2 separate regions of the Homo sapiens genome follow, and region 1 is linked to region 2. The links are chromatin contacts, found by Hi-C in ENCODE. All regions are on one chromosome and are shown on one strand. Each heading gives the region's core, a stretch centred on a gene start or an enhancer-like site at or near the end of the contact. The rest is flanking DNA. Distances are from core to core; before and after follow the strand shown.

The links. Hi-C counts contacts between places; a loop is a spot of excess contacts on that map. Pooled maps may share reads with other maps.
Region 1: a pooled map shows a loop between it and region 2 (5-fold over the local background). The contact joins two enhancer-like sites. A Hi-C loop is called at or near these places in 6 of 168 maps with a recorded cell type or tissue (Calu3, OCI-LY7, PC-3 and 3 more) and 6 of 50 pooled maps.

Annotation. Positions count from the first base shown.
Region 1 is chr5:59,647,976-59,650,861 of GRCh38, reverse strand. The region is part of intron 1 of PDE4D (phosphodiesterase 4D); the gene reads left to right. Among named protein-coding and RNA genes, the nearest start is that of MIR582, 54 kb to the left of the region's middle. Within about 2 kb of position 1,466, at least 3 of the 41 ENCODE cell types and tissues checked have a DNase peak (open chromatin) inside an H3K27ac peak, as active enhancers do.
Region 2 is chr5:59,582,625-59,585,688 of GRCh38, reverse strand. All of the region lies in intron 1 of PDE4D (phosphodiesterase 4D), which reads left to right. Among named protein-coding and RNA genes, the nearest start is that of MIR582, 120 kb to the left of the region's middle. Within about 2 kb of position 1,789, at least 4 of the 41 ENCODE cell types and tissues checked have a DNase peak (open chromatin) inside an H3K27ac peak, as active enhancers do.

The sequences.
Region 1 (2,886 bases), core at 217-2,716, 65 kb before region 2:
TTCTTCTTTATTTAGCTATTGCACAGCTTCTGAGGCAACCACAAAAACATCAAATTATGGAGAAGTGAGTGCATAGATATATGAAATCAACATTTCAAATTGGTAATAGAATGACCTTACTTATTAAGTAGTGATCTTTTATCAAGCTGCTACAATAAAATCGACCATAACATTAAACATGGTAGATGTTACTAACCAGAAATCTTAGGTATTTAAAGTTATGTTTACTTATTTTTTTTAATAAGACTTGGAAGTGTCACTTAAATCACACTTAAGAATGGATATTGGCTAAAGGCTGCTGAGTCTTTTAAGATTCCTGTGAATTTTTTTCAGATTGTTCCTCAGTCAATTCAGGATACTTGTCATTGCTGGCTATACAGCAGAGTGCAGAGTTAGCCCTTGCAGACACACAAAGATAACTCAAGGCACTGATTTCTGCATCTTCAGCCTCCTCATTTCATTAACTATTAAAATTAATTCCCTGTAGAGATAATTTGCATCAATCAACAGAATAGAAGAATTAGAAGAGCTTCTGAGGCTTTTCTATGACTAAAAGAGCAATTCTTTTATTGACTACCATAAACATTAGATTTACTAAAAGGAAAAGGTGTTTTAAATTGAACCACCCCTCTAATTTATTCATCTTAGTTCTGAAAACATGTAGGTAAGAGTTAATCATGTTACTGAATCTAATTTAAAAAGTGAGAGGGAAAGTACTGAATATTTTTCCTCTTTGAAATTACATGTTGTTTGCAATATTAGCCTGCCTGTATTTTTCATGTAAACCTTTTGTACATTGAAAACAAATTCAAAATAAAGAACGTTTGTTTTCAGGCTCAGACCTTAAGAACTGATGGTCTTTTCTTTTACTTCTACACAAAAGTCTAAGCAGTTCTGAAGAAACACTACAGTGACATTGGGTCATTGCTAAAAAAAAAAAAAAAAAAAAAAAAAAAGGTTCACAAACTATCAACATTTTAACAATCTAATAGTTGATTGTTGTTTCCCAAATTGGTGATTTTGAATGATTATTTTATGTAGAATGGAACTGTGTCTTTTTCTTCATTCATGCAACAAACATTTCCTGATGGATACCAAGCAACGGTGACAGGTAAGCATGCCATCCTAGATCAGTGTTATATAACTCCCAAGCTTCAGTGAAGGCCTCATTTTTGTTATTACAAACTGCCTCTCTGGGACCTCATGAAGGTACTATTCCTGTTTCGGGAATAGGTCTATCCATCCTTGTCTTTTTGTTTCCTGTCTTGATTCTACAATCTCCCCTTTGGCCATTACCATCTCAAAATCCTGCTTCCCAAGGTAATCCGTCTAGCTTTTCTAATCTTCTGGCTTCCCATTACTCATTTCAATTCCTTCTTCTGGCTCCCTGTTGCTTTCCTAACCAATTTCAATTACTTATCCTTATCTTGAAGGCCATTCACCACTCTGCCCTGCTGACGTGTTTTTCTTATCACCCAAGATTCCTCCCCCGGCTCACACTTCTGCATGCAAGCACGTTCCCAAAGTATGAAAATGCTTTGGATTTATATCATGCTGTTGCCTTGAAGAGTTTTATTCTCTTCCTCATATCTTCTCAGAGAAGAAAGTAATTTGGCTGTGGTTCAAAATTCACCAAGGCAGTAAAATCTTGTGTTTTGTACACAACTTCCTTTCTAATGACCTCTCCCTTTCTTCACCTCACATTGGGCATTCACTCATAACTATTTAAGGGCCTTCTCTTAGGCGGCTGCCCTGTTTTCAGGTTGTGCCCTATGTGGTCACAAGTGGCTATTCTTAATAAATCATAGAATCGTAGAATTTAAGTACTGACAGGGATTTCCTATATATAAGAATCCAACTTCCTACTCTGCAGAAATCCATCTCAGAACATTCTCAATGCTTAAAATTGCCTTTTCGGGAGAGAACATCAACTCGTAAGACAAGCTCTTTCCTTGTTGCCTAGGACTCATTTTTAGAAAAATATTCTTTGTAATGAATTGTTTCCCTGCCACTTCCTCCCTTTGGTATGAGGCATGTTGCCAGAAAGATACAAAATAATTCTAATAATCTTTCTTAGCCTTGATAATGCAAGAGAATACAGCAATAATTTCCTCCATTAAACCTTATTTTTTTTTTTTTTTGAGGTTAGATGCCTAAATTACTTCAAGGATTCTTCTTGTGGAAGCATTTTTGAGAATTTTCTTGTCTTTCTGCACCTCTGATTTGGTAACTTGACCAGCAGACTTCACAAGAAGCTTGCTGTCAGTGTTAGTCCAAACACAACCTATCAGTTAGTGTGTTTAGTCATTAATATTTAAGAGTGTTTTCATAACCTTTAAATTAATAATTAGTCATCTTTATTCTTTAATGACTACAGAAGCTCACATTCATAGTATTTTGGTAACTAAGGTATCCATAGGCTCAAAAACTCTTCAAAATTATTGTGTAATGAAAATGTTAACCATATTTAAGAGAGTGACTTGGAAAAAGGCCTTGTTTTTCAATCTCATATTTTGAAGAACTATTGAGATGTCACTGAATAGTATTTTTAGAATTTTTGAATTGCTCACACATGAGCACTTGGGGAATTGGTCAGTGAATATATCTCCTGAGCACTTTGTTCCTTGAAATTATCAAATCCTTCTTGGAATTTCTTTTTCTCTCTCTCGTGATGTGTGGGTGGGACTGGGACATTACCAACACAATTAGAACTTCATTTCTTTTTCTTCTTAGTGAAATTTATTTTCTAAAAGGTTTGTGTGTTTCACTCTATTAGCAGTTCTGGAATCATCCAAGAGTCTAAGTAGATGTAGCAGAGCTCTTATGGAAACTCTGGATATATACATAATCACACAGAGAATTTGTATTTAATTTTAGAGTTACATG
Region 2 (3,064 bases), core at 540-3,039:
TCCCTGGACATGTGATATCATGTGCCATTTCTTGCTGGAGTTTATGACTAAATGTGTGTAGGAACTCATTGCTGAGGGTATTTATAAGAGCAAAAGGTCATTATTTTAAAATTGCTTGTTTTTGCCATACCTTTAGGGTCAGCTGGATTCTGACTTTCATAGCAGAAACTTTGTGAATGCATAATAAAGGCACATGTTAAGGCTTAGTGTCTGCTAACATGGGTTGTTTTGGAAATGCAGTTTGTCTGATTTTGAAAGTATATCTTTCAGGTAAATGTTCTGGCTGGACTCTGGATGAATAATAGATACCTAAATATAGGTTTCGGAGGGCTTTCCAGCTGCTTTTATGACAATGTCTCAAATGAAAGCTCCCTGAGAGCTTAAGGTACCACCAAAATCACCTGCTGGTTTGTTACAGAGTTTTCGGCTTTCAGCTAAAAAATCCATTGCAGAGAAGGATGGGAGGCATCCTCTCCCACTCTAGGCAGGTGCTTATTTTCTAACAACACCAGATCCATCCAGAGTCGATGCTGTGGCGTATCTACCTTTTTTGCTGACCAGAGCTACTATCCCCAGTCTCTAGAATGCTTGGGTGACATGCCTGCAAACCTCGGTGGCCCACTTCCAACTGCATCACCAGAGTTTCCTAGTCAGGGGGAGCCTTGGTGCCATTGCCTTGCTTGTTCTGTTGGTGAGGGTCAGGCATCAGCAATAAGGTCCTCATTATTCTTACAGACAAATTTACATCAATAGTCTTTAATCTTGAGATTAAAAGATCCTGGAAACAGTTCCTGGCACGTAGTAGGCATTTGTCAATTATTTTTCTTCTATGCCTTAGGCTTTTCTTCAGAGTTCATTTTATACCTCTTAAGATTTGCTTGGGAGGGGAAATTACCAGTCTCCTTTCTATCAAGTGTACCTTGCTACAAAGCAACAGTTTTTGTTCTACCTAAGTTCTGCTGTTTAAGCCCATTTGTTTATGTTGTAATACATAGGATCCATGTACTCTTTGAATGCCTGCAATTATAAGCACTTTTTATTTTTATTGCATTAGCCTCACCTATACTTTTGACTGGAAAGAAATAAGCTATTCAACTCTGAAGTTTTGGAAAGAATGCAAATTTGCTTATTCATGCTCCTCTAGATCTGTAATACATATGTTTGAAAGCTGTATGGAGAAGTTGAGAGTCCTGTTGGTTTTCTTTTGTGCCTGGAGTTAGGTAACCCTTCATCTGCTTCACTGCATGTCGTACCAATCTGTTGTTGTTGTTGTGGCCAAACTAAGCCAATGTAGAATGTTAATGCTCTGTATAACTCCTACTCTTCCTGGGCCCCTTGCAGGGATTCATTAATATGATGTTGGACTCAAAGGAAGAAGGTGGTGGTTTTTTTCCAGGTGACCTAATTAATTTTGTGCTTGGTTCTTGACTTTCTCAATGGTTGTTGTTTTCCTCTTATTTATAGCCTCCCCTTCCAGTACTGCAGTAAGAGATTGTAGGGGTTTGTTGACAGAAAACCCTCTTTCCCTTTGTCCTACTGTAAGAGCCCCTATAGGGTGAGATTTCAGGCTCGTGAATTATCGTGCTTAGAATAAAGGTCTCGCCAAATTGCTCTTTTCATCTCCAAAGACTCCCCCTATCCTCATTCTCACATTTAGAGCCTTTTCTTCGTGAAGGGACCGATCAGAAGTTGGCAACAGGCCAGTGCTAAGGAATAATAAACATTGTAAAAGACATATGTGCTTTGGTTTCACGAGCCCTAGCTCATCTCTAGAAAGGCTCTGTACCCTTTGGAGAGGCGGGACTTGGCATGTGCTGGTCCTCTTTCTGTCCTGCTTTTTGAGAAGCAAGAATGAGAAAAAGCTGAGACACAGGAGGTCTAGGGTAGTCTTCAAATTTTACCAGAAGTAGTAATTGAAATAGAAGCCTGTGCACAGAGTTCCTACTTGTACTCTCATCCACCTGCCCTAGGGCTGGTGTGTTGATTATTGAGCAATAGTATTACAAATTCACTCTTTATCAGTTATGAGTTAAAGTTAATAAGTGGTCCTATTACTTGGTTTAATAGAACACTACCCCTTCCGTGCTAAAAGAGTGGTATGAAGAATGTGTGTTTCTTCTTTGAAGCTACATTAGAAATATTAGCTGGAGGATTTTATTGCGAAGGCTTCTTTCCATTACACTTTTCAGTCTTTTTACTGCCAAGCCAAACAAAGATAAGGGTTTGCCTCACTGGATAGATAAGTACTATATAGCTCTTCTTATTTTTCCTTCTGGCTAGTTGTTAGAATGGAGAGATAGCCTGGCATTCAGGAACAAGTATGGCATGGTTGAAAGAAGGGAAATGCAAGTCAGCTTTCTAGGAATTTAAATTTCATGTAGCAGCAGTTAAGAGGACCTTTAGAAGCATTATGACCTGGAATCACATGCCAGGGTCTAACATGAATGACCTAACACAGTGTGACTAACATGTTCAGCTTTTTGCCTGACTTAAAAGATATATAACAACTTTTTATAATCTTATTTGTAAAAATACTATAATTTCATGCCAGAAACATCAAGGCTATGTTGAATGCAATTGAATTTCATAGCTAAACAATTTAGGAGGGCATTTTATTTAAATACCTTTGCATCCTTTTAATGATGGATTCACATGGCTAAAAGGACAGTGGAAGATAGAAGCTAAAGGCCCTGGCTAGGAGAGGCTGTGGAATGCTGCCATGGAGGGCCCCTCTGAGGACACCAGAGGAAGATTTGGGATTAATGATTGTGGAAGGTGATTAATGATTTGCTTATTTGGTGCTTAGGGTTTAATTTTTAAAGGTAGGACATCTAAATGTTTTAAACTGTCTTTGTGATGCTGAGAGGTAACTCCAGTGAAGAGGCAAAATGAGGTGACTGTGGCACTTTCACTCAACATGGAGGCATCTTTTTCCTTCTTCTAGGACCCTAAATTCTTTCATTAGACTGTCCTTTTCCAGGTATCAATTTCTAAAAGGTTTAGTCTAGAAAGTTATTTGTTTGATTGTTCCTCTATAGACCAAGCATTCAATTCATAAACTAAC